Linked DNA regions of Homo sapiens: regions 1, 2, 3 and 4 are each linked to region 5. Evidence: chromatin contacts called from ENCODE Hi-C or POLR2A ChIA-PET data. All regions are on one chromosome and are shown on one strand. The core of a region is the stretch at or near the end of the contact, and the rest is flanking DNA. Distances in the headings are between cores, read along the strand shown.

Region 1 (2,700 bases), core at 146-2,645, 360 kb before region 5:
CCTCTGGGGCTCAGGTGATCTTCTCACCTCAGCCTCCTGGGGTAGCTGGGACAACAGGTACGCACCACCACGCCCAGCTAACTTCTTTTGTATTTTTTGTGGAGAAGGGGTTTCGCCACATTGCTCAAGCTAGTCTCGATCTCTTGGGCTAAAACGATCCTCCCGCCTCGGCCTCCCAAAGTGCTGGGATTACAGGTGTGAGGCACAGCGCCCAGCCTGCATATTCTTTTTGAGGTTCATCCACATTGTAGCTGGTATCCATAGTTTGTTCTGAATAATATTCCATTGTATGGACATAGCATATTTTGTCTACTCATTCACATGTTAATGGACATTTAGGTTGTCTCCAATTTTTCCAACTGGGCTATTATGAGTGAGACAGATAAGAAAATTCCTGTGCAAGTTTTTGTGTGTATACATGCTTTCATTTCTCTTAGGCAGATCCCTAAGAGTGAAATTATTGGGTCACATGGTAAATTTATGTTTAACATTTTAAAAAATTGCCAAACTGTTTTCCAAAGTGGCTACACCATTTTACATTTCTACCACCAATATATGAGGGTTCTCGTTTCTCCACATTCTCTCCAACACTTATCTTTTTAAAAAAGGTTTTTGTTGTTGTTGTTGTTTGCAGTTTTTACAGTTTTATTTAAACAGAAAACATACACATGAGCTGTCTACTCATTTTCTTTGCTGCGCAGCCTGGGATTGGGGTTGGTGACTCTGACGGCCAGCTGGGCAGCTCTTTTCCACGATGGCTTTGCGGTTCTTGGAGGAAACATTGTGAGCGATCTCAGCACAGTAAGATTTGTTGCACAACAGCAGCACTTCCAGCTCCTTGACGTGTGGACCAGGAATTTCCGGAAGCCACTGGGCAGCATGTGCTTTGTTTTCTTGTTGCTCCCATAATCAATGTTGGGCATCAAGATCTAACCCTTGAACCTTCCACGAACCCTGTTGTCAATACCTCTGGGTTTCCGCCGGTTACGCTTAATTTTGACATATCGGTCAGACTGGTGCCGGATAAACTTCTTGGTTCTCTTTTTGACGATCTTGGGCTTCCCAAGGGTTCTGAGGACGGTTTATAAAAGTGCACTGAGGGGAGGCTGAGACAGGAGAATTGCTTGAACCCGGGAGGCGGAGGTTGCAGTGAGCCGAGATCGTGCCCATCCTAGGCGACAGAGAGAGACTCTATGTCAAAAATAAATAAATAAATAAATAAATAAATAAATAAATAAATAAATAAAATGCACTGAGGAGACAGATTTTTGAGAGTTAAAAGGACCCTCTCAAAAACCGACCGCGGTCCTCCACTGGGTAGGGGGCGCTCCAAGACAGGGACTCTTCTAGCCTGTTGCCTCTCCATGTTAGCGATATCCTCGTTGCTAGGAGACTAGACGCGTCTTACAGTGGGAGAGCTCAGCCTCACTGATAGCCGGGGATCTCTCCTGTTCGAGGGCTGAGATCTCCGGTCCCACAACCGCCCACAACCAGGGGCACTTCTGGAAGTCCCCTTTCTAGGGACATTTTTCTTCTAAGCTCTGTAACGCGGGCCGAGGCAGACCGAGGCTTCTTTCCCGGATCCAATCCCCTGCCCCCATGCCTAAGAAAGAAAAAATGGCCAAGACGCCCCTGTCCGATGAGAAGCAGCTGCTTCTGTTTCAGCAGAAGTTGCTGGCAGAGGAGGAGATGGCCAAAAAGAAGGAGAGGCTCCTCAGCCAGTTCTTGAAGGTGATGGCCTTTTGCATTATGTCCTGCTCAACCCCATCCACCCCCTGCCCTGGCCCTGTCACTGAGGAAACCTCATTTTCATCCTGACCTCCCCTCCTCCGGAAATCCTGAGACCCAGATATACTTAGATTTCAGGCAACATTGTTTGGGAGGCGGGGGTGTTCTCTGCGAAGCACGGAGGGGGTGCGTGGTATACGGCTTGGCAATCTTTACTGAATCCCAGAACTGGGACCGTAGGTCCTGTCAGCTGTTCCAGCTGTCTGGAATGCTGATATTCTCCCTGGAGATAGGTCATTACAAACAACATCCTACTCTGATGCTCCCACCCTGAAGGAAATTCACCCTTGCCCTCCCTAAATGCCATCAGGCCGTTCCCATCGAAAAGGGGTAAGGTGTCAGCTGATAAATTAAGAGTGATCTTGTTTGTTGTACTGAAAGGCCCTGACTTCCTGGAGGTATATTTATTCCTTCACACAGGACAAGCTGGCCAAGGAGGAACACAACAGTGCTCTGAACCTTAATAAGATTAACACACAGTGGAGAACTGTCCTTCGGGAAGTCAAGACCAGAGAACTTCATAAGGACATTGAGATCCTCAGCCAAACATTTGAACGAGTGGTGGACTGTAAGGACAATGTCATCAAGGTAGGCACTCTTTCCAAGGAAACCTTGAGTATGGCTTCCTGACCTCTTAATAGAATGAGCCTAGTGAATCCATCTTAAAGCCCTCACAAGACACAGGCTGTGAGAAAGCCAGGCTATTGGTAATAATGGTTTTCACAGAAATAAAAAATAGAATATTGGGCTTTCATCCCTCTCTCCCTTAGAGGACCCACTCTTCTTGTCATCTATTGCCCAAAACCAGTACTATCCAATAGTAGAGTCATAAGGCACAGTAGACATCACCCAGTGACTTGAAATGAGTCCCACACCTTCATTTCAATGTCAGAAGGCTCAGTTCCAGAGGGG
Region 2 (2,700 bases), core at 152-2,651, 320 kb after region 5:
TGAGCCACCACGTCCGGCCTTCATGACTAGGCTTTCTGAATGGGGTGGGAATTGAAACAGCTTCCAGCTGGTCTCCCTGCGCCCTGCTCCCAGTCTATGCTCATGGTTGCAGCCAGACGATGCTCTTGAATTGAAGGGCACATGATGTCACTTCTCTGCTTAGAATTCTGCAATGGCTCCCATTGCATTCCGGGTGAACAGAGGTCCTTACGGTGGCCTACAAGGCCTTGTGTGACCGGCCTCCCAGTGGCCTCTGCAACGTGGCTCCTCCCACCCTCCCACTCACCCACACCAGGTACCCCGGGCACCTTGCTGCCCCCTGAGTGTGCCAGGCAGGCTCTCACCTCAGCCTGCTCTCCCTGCCTGGCACGCCCTTCCCGCAGCTCACCTCCTCACCTGCTTCAAGTCTTCACTGAAACGTCCTGCCATGCCCTCTCTGCTTTAAATGGTAACACCCACTCCCCTGCACTCTGCTGCCTTATCCCTCTTGAAATTTGTGTTTCTCCATGGAACCTTTTACGTTCTGACATAACTGTGCATTTTACTACTTATTTTTGTTTCTTGTCTTTTCCCCCCATAGAATGTAAGCTTTGTGAAAGCAGTTTTTTGTTTGTTTGTTTGTTTTTTGAGATGGAGTCTCGCTCAGTCGCCCAGGCTGGAGTGCAGTGGCACGATCATGGCTCACACAACCTCCGCCTCCCGGGTTCATGCCATTCTCCTGCCTCAGCCTCCCGAGTAGCTGGGACTACAGGCGCCCGCCACCACGCCCGGCTAATTTTTTTTATTTTTAGTGGAGATGGGGTTTCACCATGTTAGCCAGGATGGTCTCGATTTCCTGACCTTATGATGTGCCCGCTTCGGCCTCCGAAAGTGCTGGGATTACAGGCGTGAGCCACTGCACCTGGCCATGAAAGCACTTTTTAAAAATCTGTTTTACTCACTACAGTATCCCTAACACCTAGAACACTGCCTCATGTTAGGTGCCTAATAGGTACTTGTTGAATGAATGAATGAGTAAATGAATCAATGGGGCCATGCTGCATGCTTGAGGAAGTCCATGGGAAGGGCCTCCTGGCAGAGCTCCTAAAAACTGCTGCCCAAAGGGTCATTTGCAGGGATAGATCTGTGCCATACAGAGCAGAGGACCTGCTGGGGGTAGGCGATCAAGCGAGGAGGAAGGGTCCCCAGTCCAAGGGAGAGCAGACTCCACAACCATGAGTCCTCTGCAGGATCCCCGTGTCCCAGCATGGGTCAGGAATGCCTTCTCCCTCTGCTGCACTTGCTGTCCACGCTCCACCTGCACCTTCCCAGGAACTCACCAGCTCCCCTCCTGTCAGTCTTCCCGCAGTTCCCTCCCTTCTAATTCTTGAATTCCCGGCCCCTCTCCAGGCCAGCTGAGGCCCTTAGACAAGCACTTTGCTGCCTCCTTGTGGCTTCTGCAGGAAAGGCTTCTCCTCTCTTCCAGAGAGTGAGGATACGGGGCGCCTAACAGACAGCCTGGGGGTGATGAGAGAGGAAACCGAATCTTCTTGACCAGTGGTGGCCTGAATCATTGGCAGCTGCCCGCTCACAGCACTGCTGCCTGTGGCAGTGAACTCTGTGGCAGCGCCCTGACTGGTGCACTAGCTGGACTCAGGCTTTGGTTGTTCCAGGCTGCTCAGCTCCTGGGAAAGAATGTGAGGCAGCAGTCAGACCCCAGGGCCTGCCTCAAGGGTCACTGAGGTCAGTGACTAGTGTATCCAGCCTCCACCTGCTCAGCTTCCTCCCAGCTCAGAGGCAATAAATAGTGTTTGAGGGGTGATGAAGCCACCAGCCAGCGCAGGGCCTCCCAGGGTGTGCAGAGAGCAGGGGCAGGGTGTGACACAAGAGCCAGGGCCAGGATATGTAGAACTGGAGCATGGGAGGCCACTCAGCCTCCTAATTGGCTAATTGGCTGGGATGTTACCTGCTTAAGCTAATTGCCCCCAAATGGAGGAATATTCTAGAAGGCTCCTGGGTTATCTAGTGGACCCATAACTTACAAGACTGCCTGAGAAGACTGCTTTATTTTTTACTTTACTGGGTAACTTTTTCTTTCTGGCTGCTTTCAAGTTCTCTCATCTTTGGTTTCAGGTTTGACTATGATATGCTGAGGTATGTTTTCCTTTGTATTTATCTTGCTTCAGTTCTCTGAGCTCCTTGGATCTGTGGCTTCTTGTCTTTAATTTTGGAAATTCTCAGTGATTATCTCTTCAAGTAGCTTGTTAAATATTTCTTCTCCCTTTTTCTGGGACTTTGATCACATGTGTGTGAAACCATTGGTATTGTCCCACACATCTTGGGTGTTTGGTTTGGGGGTTGCTGATTTGTTGCTTTGTTTTTACTCTCTCTGTGTTATAGTTGGCTAATTTCTATTGATCTTGCCTCAATTCACATATTTTTTTGCCTTGCTTTTGTCTAGTTGGCTGATAAACCTGCCAAAGGATTTCTATATCTCTGATGTTAAGATTTTCTTTTCTTTTCTTTTCTTTTTTTTTTTTGAGACAGAGTCTCACTCTGTCACCAGGCTGGAGTGCAGTGGCACAATCTCAACTTACTGCAACCTCCACCTCCTGGGTTCAAGCAATTTTCCTGCCTCAGCCCCCCAAGTAGCTGGGACTACAGGCACGTGCCACCATGGCCAGCTAATTTTTGTGTTTTTAGTAGAGACGGGGTTTCACC
Region 3 (2,700 bases), core at 61-2,560, 310 kb before region 5:
GCAGATCTCCTCCCAATAAAACTTTCATGCCATAGACCAGGGGTGACCCAATCCAACAACAGCAGAGACAGGTTTTAGGTTACATTTCTCCCTCACCGGGACGGCCTTACTATTTCTTCTCACTCCTGACCACATACCACAATCCTCCACCTCCACCACCACATTCCTCCTGGCCTGGAAAGATGGAGACCCGCCTTAATGCAATCAAGACGGGAATTCCCCCAAAATAACAGCTACCACTTTGCTAATCAAGTGGCCCGTTTTAACAGGGAACTCCACCTCCCCAACTCCCGCCCCTTCCCTCAAACGATTCGCGTAAGCAATGGCTCCATTTTCTGTTCCGGGAATCCTGGTACTTCCTAAAGAAAGAAAGCGGATTGGAAGACACAAACTGAGGGCCAGTGACAAGATGCTCCCTCCTCCTGTGAGACCGCCCCCGCTCCGCCTGGGGAGGAAGGCCCCACCTCTCTTCTCCCAGGAAGATCAGATCCCCCTCCTCCTTCTCCTGCCTCCTCTCCACCCTCTCCCCACTTGCTGCCCTCTTCCCAACCTGCGGTTCCCTAGACTCGAAAGCGCAACCTCTACCACAATAGCGCCCATGTGGTGCCCCAGCAGCCTGCCCTGTTGGCTAACCCCCAACCCCCCTACGCACCCCTGCCCTATGATGGGGGAGGGGGTGTAACCACAGCAAGGCTTCTCTCCCGTCTCCTATTGCTAAGGTGGGGGAGGGAGAGGGAGTAGAAGAAAGCAGCATTCCCTAGCCCTTTAACAGAAAAGATACAAACAGCCATCACCGCCCCCTCATCACCTCTCCTCGGACGGTTTTCCTCTCCCTCAACAGCACACCTCCTGCAGGCGACAACCTAACTGCAGCCCAGGTCGCCCCCTTGAGCGAGGCGGAGGACAAATCCGTGTGCGCCCCCCACCCCCACCCCAGCTCTGCGTCCTTCAAATGCGGGGGCAGGCGTGAAGCTGGCCCGACGCACCCTCTCTGAGCTCTCGGGTGGGAAGAATCCCACCGCCCCACGCCAAGCAGTGCCGGGCGGGGCCCGGGAGGCGCTCTATCTCCTCAGCCCTCACCCTGACCGAGCCTCTTCTCTACCGGGACCCGCCTTCCCTTCCCAGCCTCTCACCTGTTCCTGCTATCAGCTGCGCCGCTGCGGCCGCCGCCTCTGCCCCGCAGGTTCCGCTCCGCTCCCTCTGGCTCCCCAAGCCGACTTCAGCCCGGCTGCTGCCCTGGCCCACTCCCCGGCTCCCTCCTTCCTTCCCTCCACCTAGCACCGGAAGCCGCGACGGCGACTGGAGCTGTGCGGCGTACCCCCACCCCCAGCCCGGGATACTTCCCACCTCCCCGATCGCGCGATAGCTGCGCGGTAGCTAGCGGCAGTTCTCGCGAGACCCATCACCATGGCAGCGGCTGCAGCACCGGCGGCCGGGCGCTGGAGCTGGAGTCAGGGCGGGGGCAGGTGTGGGGGCTGTGGGCGGCGGAGGCGGGAGCCGTGAATGGGGATGAGACAGTGAGGACTGAGGTGACAATCCCAAGCTCCAGGGTTGTGCCTGGAATTTAAGGACTGAGGCGGCAAGTTGGCTGCGTAGGAGACGGGCTGGGCTGCGGGGCCCAGGGGCTCCTTGGGCAAAGCCAGCATCGGGATATGGGTGAACAGTCGTTGCTGTGGCATGCCTTACCCAGCCAGACTTCATCTTTATTTCTTAATCTGGGCTAGCTGCCATCCCCTGAAAGCCCTCACCGCACCATTGTTGTTGCTCACTATTCCTGAGACTAGATTACTGTGGGGTCTGAATCAAGAGATCCTTTCCCATAAGGAAGAGGAAGGAGAGTGATGAACTTAAGAGGCTAAAGGAAAACAGCTGGACTCTGAGCCAGTTAAGTTGGAACTTGAAAGACGGAGAGTGGAAACCTAATATTCAGAAGTGTGGTTTGAGGAAGTGTGCCTAGATGAGTAGGGATTTTAGTATCCCAAGGAAAGGTGAAGGACTTTGCACCCATATTTCTTGCTTCCTACCCACTCCTACTTCCCTCACACTCCGTTTTGCACCTGGTCTAGACATGCAGAACTGCCTTGAAACAAAAATAGCTGTGATAGAAGGGCACTAGTAATGCTAAGAACAGAAGGTTCCTTTTTTTTTTTTTTTTTTTGAGACAAGAGTCTCACTCTGTCGCCCAGGCTGGAGTGCAATGGCACCATCTTGGCTCACTGCAACCTCTGCCTCCCGGGTTCAAGCGATTCTCCTGCCTCAGCCTCCTGAGTAGCTGGGATTACAGGCGTGAGCCACCGCGCCCGGCCAATAGAAGGTTCTCTAAGTGCCCTCTCTCCTCATTTACAGCAGTATAAGGGAATGAACACATGGCTCTTCCCTAAGGCTTGAGCCCAAATTGTTGCTCTTATGAATTTATTGCCTTGGTTGATTTTGTTTGTTTGTTTCCTTGCTTCCAAGAAGAACTAAGCTGGGGCCAGGCCCTGTGTTCACACTTGTAATCCCAGCACTTTGGCAGGCTGAAGTGGGCAGATCACTTAAGGTCAGGAGTTTGAGACCATCCTGGCCAATATGGTGAAACCCTGTCTCTACCAGAAAATACAAAAATTAGCCGGGCATGGTGGCACATACCTGTAATCCCAGCTACTTGAACTGAGGCCAGAGAATCGCTTGAACCTGGGAGGCGGAAGTTGCAGTGAGCCA
Region 4 (2,700 bases), core at 5-2,504, 450 kb before region 5:
ACACCGATAAGTGACCCAGGTGGGAAGCCACTTGGTTTGGGTGGGCTTTCTCTCTCCCATGCACAGTGCTTTCTACCATAGATCTTACTAAGCCATGTCAGAGTTTTGGATTTCTGATTCTCCTCAAGCCAAGGAGGGATGAGCAGATTGCTGAACTCCCGGGTGTGAGAAATTGGGAAGGAAAAGGACTGAGCTCAGGGCCAAGAGCATGGGCACCAGGAGGCCTCCAAGTGTAACCCCTGTCTACGCACATCCTCCTCGTGGGGCACAAAGGTAGGCAGTCAAAAATCAAAGAAGGAATTTTGCTCAGGAGATGAAAAAAGGAAAGAGCTCAAATGGGTGGATCTTTGGGGAAAGTTTCCTCAAGATAAGGGCTGCGGCTCTCTTACCCCAAATCTCAATGCTCCTGTAAAGGAGACTGAGTGGTGCAGAGTGGTACAAGCCCTTCTGCTAAGGGGAGAATCTGGCCTTACCCTAGTGACTCCGAGGAGACTGGCCCTTTCCTCTCCCAACCCGAGTGTAGCCAGGATCCCACCCACAACTATCCCCCTACCTCCACCCTCTGGCTTCTTTCCCCTTCCCTTTAGGCTCACCTAAAACAGCCCCTTTCTGCCCCAGTTCCCACGGATGCCTTGGCACTGTCTGGCACAATCCTTGGCAGGGAAGTGGGGAAGGGAACCCCCATCCTGGCAGGACTAAGACAAAATCTATCCGTGCAACAGGTGTGGGGAGGCCTACCCAGCTCACGGAAAGTTCCCCCCTTCTCAAGGGTTGGGCAACACCGCCTTTGCCGCAGCGTCCCCGTACTGAGGGGGCCGGGCACCTGTTGGGGCAGGAGCTGCCGTCCTGTCATTAGCCTGGGGGCACCAAGCCCATTCCTCCCCGGGACCACTGCGGGGTTTGCTTTCGGAGCCTCCGGGACGCACGGGCCCAGACCCGCCCTGCTGTCGCCTGGGACCCCTCCCCCGTCTGCCGCTCGTTCCCGCGCCTCTTCTGTCTCCCACGGTCTCCCCATTTTCCTGTCCTCTCCGTCCTCCCTCTGCCTCTCTCTCTCCGGTTTCCTCGACACCTGCGCCCTCTCCAGTCTCCGCCCGGGTCGCGTCTCCCTCGCGGTCTCAGCGCCCCCTCCCTCCCCCGCCGCAGCCCTTTGTTTCCCGGCGGAGTAGTTCCTGGGTTGCCGAGCGTCTCTGTCTCCGCATCTCTCCTCGCCCCGCCTCCTCCCTGCCTGGATCCGCCCTGCCCGCAGCCTCTCCTCCCCTTCCTCCCCGCCGCCACGGCCCCGTAGGTGCTCGGGGACCCACCTTCCACCTAGCACGGGTTCGTTCCCCTCTCCCGGCCTGGCCCGGGCTCCCCGGTGGCCGCCGCCCCCTCGCCGCCCCCGCCTTCTCCCGGGGAGGGGGTCAGGTGGGCGGGCACTATTGTTGTAGGAGCCGGCGCCAGATTCCTCAGCCGCGCTCGGGGTGGGACCGGCTGGGTTTGGGGGGGTGGGGTGGGGGGAGCGGTGATCTGAGCTCCGAGCAGCTGGTCTTCGCGGCTCGCTCCCTCCTTCGCGCTCTCTCGCTCCCTGCCGCCGCCCGCAGGGCTGCGGGGCTCGGTGGCATCTCCCGGGCGCGGCCCGCAGTCCTTGCCCCTGCCTCCGGGCCGCTCCCGCCCCCGGCGCCGCTCGCTCCCCCGACCCGGACTCCCCCATGTATGACGACTCCTACGTGCCCGGGTTTGAGGACTCGGAGGCGGTGAGTGCCCACGATGAGGGTGGGGGCGGGGAAGTTGGGGTGACACCTCCTCTCCCTTCAACCCTTTCCCCGGTTCAGGACTTTGAAAAACGCCTCAGTGGCAGGGCAGGGTTTGTAGGGGGGCGCTCTAAGAACGTGGGGAGATGGATTTTCATGCCAAGCGTTCCCCAGCGACCCAGACTCAGACCCTGGGGCATCGGGTGTGTGCAGAGAGGGGGCAGTATAGGGGAAGGGCTCAAGCAGGTGGCTCCACGGCCCAGGAAAGAGGGGTGGGAGAAGGCAGGGCTGGAGGCCGAGGGCACAGAGGCTCTGGAGAGGGAACACGCCATGTCTGGAGTTCCAAATTCTGGATTTCTGGGGTCTGAACACAACAGCTAGGAGAGCCGCCGAGGTGGTTGGGGAGGCAGACATTCTAGACCTCTTGTGCCTCAAGCAAACGACACATCAGGGAGCTGAGAGGACATCAGGGAGCCAGGGGCCAACCTCTTCAGACAGACGGATCCTAAAACTTGAGGAGCTCCATTATTCCCTTCCACCCCCTCCATCTCTGCGCATTGCCTCATCTCCTCACCCTTTCTCTAGCCCAGTTTCTCTCCCAGGCTGAAACCTGGGCGCCCAGCACATGGGTAGGCCAGGTGACTGAGCCCCATCTATTCCACAGCCCCCTGCTGAGGCTTCCTCTGCAGCGGGCATCCTGAGCTCTTGCCCAGCATGGAGGGCCTGGAGGTGAGGCCAGAGGAGCTGAGGGCCTGGGGATGGAGAGGAAGCGCTTTGCTCAGAGAAACAGGCAACCGATAAATATTTAATTCTCCTCTTTGCTTTTATCTCCTGACCCACTGAGACAAATCAGCTCATTAAGCAGTGATTCCCGGAGCTCAGACAGCAGGGAGAGTGCCTGGAAAGATGGGGCAAGAATGCGGAGCAGCTTCTCAGCCCCTTGGAGCTGACAACTTTCCCTCAAATGTCC
Region 5 (2,700 bases), core at 91-2,590:
AGAAATAAAAGGCGCTTCTGAGAAACCTTGGCAGAGATGGTCAGAGAGGCACATTTAGTATGACGCAGTACAAGTTAGTGTTGAAGGGTTTAATTCCTCGGAGCTCTACTTTCCTCATCTGTAAACTAGGGATAATAATTCATAGAGTTTGTCATATGGATGAAATGTGATCATGTGATATGAAAAGCCAACTACTCGGCCAGGCGCGGTGGCTCACGCCTGTATTCCCAGCACTTTGGGAGGCCGAGGCGGGCGGATCACGAGGTCAAGAGATCGAGACCATCCTAGCTAACACTGTGAAACCCCGTCTCTACTAAAAATACAAAAATTTAGCCAGGTGTGGTGGCACGCGCCTGTAGTCTCGGCTACTCAGGAGGCTGAGGCAGGAGAATCGCTTGAACCCGGGAGGCAGAGGTTGCAGTGAGCTGAGATCGCGCCACTGCACTCCAGCCTGGGTGACAGAACGAGACTCCGTCTCAAAAAAAAAAAAAAAGCCAACTACTCTGCATAGTTAGCAATCAAAAAATGTAAGCTATTCATTATCCTAATGAACTGAAAAAACTGCTTTTGCGCCTATCGGGAGGAGACTGTTAGAAGCCAAAGGCTCATTTAAAGAGGACGTAAGGAAAAGCAACCAAAAAGGTGGGAATAGAGTTTAAGGCGCGTTCGTGGTGATTCAGACCTAGAGTGGGGAGCAAGCCCTCTCTCTGGACAGCCCTCAGCGGCGAGGGGAGCGGGCGCCCGCGGGCCCAGCCGGGGTGCCCGGCAGCCAGGACTCCGAGGCGGAACCCGCAGCCTGGTCCCGGCGTCGGCGCCTCCCCGGCGGCGTAGGGAGCGCAGCCGCGGGGACCGGGGGCGAGGCCGGGGCGGTGCAGTAAGGGCTTCCCTCCTGGGCGCGGTCGCCCTCTTACCTGGAGCTTCCCCTCGCTGGGGTTTTGCCCACCTGACGCCCCCGCACCCACCGGGGACGGGGCAGACGTCCGGCCTGCTCCCTCCTCCCAGTGGACACCTCTGTCCCTGTCCCGGCCCATTCTCCAGCCCCAGAGCCCTTCCTGCCCTTCCTCCCCTTCCTCCCCTTCCTCCCCTTCCTCCCCTTCCTCCCCTTCCTCCCCTTCCTCCCCTTCCTCCTCTTCCTGCTCCTGGCTCCTTCCGACGAGTTTGGTTTGAACTTTTGAATCCGCCAATCAGCGCCGCGCGCCCCCACTCCGCGGGTGCGGCCGGGCGCAGGCCAGGGCTCGAAGGTGGGGCCGCAGCGGCACGGGGCGGGGTCTGGGGCCCGCCCTCCCGACACGTGGCCGGGGACCGGGTATATAAGGCCCTTCGGGGCCGGCCACCCTTTCACTACTTCTCCCCCGGACTCCTTGGTAGTCTGTTAGTGGGAGATCCTTGTTGCCGTCCCTTCGCCTCCTTCACCGCCGCAGACCCCTTCAAGTTCTAGTCATGGTGAGTGGGGTTCCCTCGGGGCTGGGGAAGAGTGCGCGTCCCAGGGGACGGCGGGCCCGGAAACTACTGCCTGCACCTCGGGCCGCGCCCAGGACAGCTCCAGACTACCCCGGGCCCCTCCGGTTAACCTGGCTTGTGGCGGCCGGGCTGGAAGGTCGAGTTCACTTGGCAGACACCAGTTCGGGCCGGAAAACCTGGCCCGGGTGCGGCCATCAGTGGAAATGGAAAGCCCTCTTGATCCTAGTGAGGGCTTTCCCCGCAGGGCCCGCTACTGCCCTAGGGAGGAAGGTCAGGGAGCCTGCTCATTGGCCTCCAAGAACTTAAACTAAAAATCCCTCCCCACGTTTTCTCAAGCGACCTCTCCTTCCTACTGCCTTACAAACTGGGCCCCGGAGGCCCTCGTGCGCTCCCGCACCGACGGTGCAGCACTTCCTGGCTCCCCCTCTCCAGCGCCCAGTGACTCGCTGCTGAGTCACCTGTGGCCCTGCCCTGGGGAGAGCTTCCAACTGCGCCAGTCCACTTGAGAATGGAGGCAGGCACCTCCTTGGAAGGGAATAATTAACTTTCACGTTGCCTAATCCTGCATTTCTGGTGTTAATCTAGTGGTAGGTTTATAGCTGAAGCTTTCTACTTAAGCCGGGTTTAAAAACACGTCCACAAAAGGATATTTTCTTATAAAACCAGAGTTGGCCCGGCGCAGTGGCTCACGCCTGTAATCCCAGCACTTGTTCGAGACAAACCTGGCGAACATGGTGAAACCCCGTCTCTACTTTAAAAAAAAAAAAAAACAAAAAAAAACGCTGGGCGTGGTGGCGCGCGCCGGTAATCCCAGCTACTCGGGAGGCTGAGGCAGGAAAATCGCTTGAACCCAGGAGGCGTAGGTTTCCCTGAGCCGAGATCGCGCTACTGCACTCCAGTCTGGACGACAGAGCGAAACTGTCTCAAAAAAACGCAAACCCGGCCCGGCGCGGTGGCTCACGCCTGTAATCCCAGCACTTTGGGAGGCTGAGGCTGGTGGATCACGAGATCAGGAAATCGAGACCATCCTGGCTAACACGGTGAAACCCCGTCTCTACTAAAAAAAAAAAAAAAAAAATTAGCTGGGCGTGGTGGCAGGCGCTTGTAGTCTCAGCTACTCGGGAGGCTGAGGCAGGAGAATGGCGTGAACCCGGGAGGCGGAGCTTGCAGTGAGCCGAGATCGCGCCACTGCACTCCAGCCTGGGCGACAGAGCAAGACTCCGTCCAAAAACAAAAAAA

Evidence for each region. Hi-C counts contacts between places; a loop is a spot of excess contacts on that map. ChIA-PET counts read pairs that join two places held with the same protein, here RNA polymerase II (POLR2A). Pooled maps may share reads with other maps.
Region 1: a pooled map shows a loop between it and region 5 (2.6-fold over the local background). The contact joins the promoter of DRC2 here to the promoter of TUBA1C in region 5. A Hi-C loop is called at or near these places in 1 of 50 pooled maps. POLR2A ChIA-PET finds 5 or more read pairs at or near these places in 2 of 52 experiments (K562 and activated T-cell).
Region 2: a pooled map shows a loop between it and region 5 (3-fold over the local background). The contact joins the enhancer-like site here to the promoter of TUBA1C in region 5. A Hi-C loop is called at or near these places in 2 of 50 pooled maps. POLR2A ChIA-PET finds 5 or more read pairs at or near these places in 5 of 52 experiments (GM10248, H1, HEK293 and 2 more).
Region 3: a loop to region 5 is called in a pooled map, with 5 times the contacts of the local background. The contact joins the promoter of ARF3 here to the promoter of TUBA1C in region 5. A Hi-C loop is called at or near these places in 7 of 50 pooled maps. POLR2A ChIA-PET finds 5 or more read pairs at or near these places in 7 of 52 experiments (BJ, GM12878, MCF 10A and 4 more).
Region 4: a pooled map shows a loop between it and region 5 (5-fold over the local background). The contact joins the promoter of CACNB3 here to the promoter of TUBA1C in region 5. A Hi-C loop is called at or near these places in 6 of 50 pooled maps. POLR2A ChIA-PET finds 5 or more read pairs at or near these places in 3 of 52 experiments (A549, PC-9 and activated CD8-positive, alpha-beta T cell).

The regions. Positions count from the first base shown.
Region 1 is chr12:48,902,738-48,905,437 of GRCh38, forward strand. It overlaps DRC2 (dynein regulatory complex subunit 2), which reads left to right and starts at 1,396. Exons shown (of 8, transcript NM_033124.5): 1 at 1,396-1,731; 2 at 2,209-2,376. The coding sequence starts at 1,600. It also overlaps the pseudogene RPL32P27. RefSeq lists a silencer at 1,353-1,402.
Region 2 is chr12:49,579,275-49,581,974 of GRCh38, forward strand. No RefSeq gene overlaps it. Among named protein-coding and RNA genes, the nearest start is that of MCRS1, 12 kb to the left of the region's middle. Within about 2 kb of position 1,402, at least 2 of the 41 ENCODE cell types and tissues checked have a DNase peak (open chromatin) inside an H3K27ac peak, as active enhancers do.
Region 3 is chr12:48,956,177-48,958,876 of GRCh38, forward strand. ARF3 (ARF GTPase 3) reads right to left here and starts at 1,311. Exons shown (of 5, transcript NM_001659.3): 1 at 1,134-1,311. RefSeq lists enhancers at 1-503, 559-638.
Region 4 is chr12:48,817,242-48,819,941 of GRCh38, forward strand. It overlaps CACNB3 (calcium voltage-gated channel auxiliary subunit beta 3), which reads left to right and starts at 1,255. Exons shown (of 13, transcript NM_000725.4): 1 at 1,255-1,733. The coding sequence starts at 1,689. RefSeq lists a silencer at 1,053-1,522.
Region 5 is chr12:49,263,742-49,266,441 of GRCh38, forward strand. It overlaps TUBA1C (tubulin alpha 1c), which reads left to right and starts at 1,341. Exons shown (of 4, transcript NM_032704.5): 1 at 1,341-1,443. The coding sequence starts at 1,441. RefSeq lists silencers at 663-1,102, 1,143-1,402, 1,757-1,970 and an enhancer at 1,533-1,692.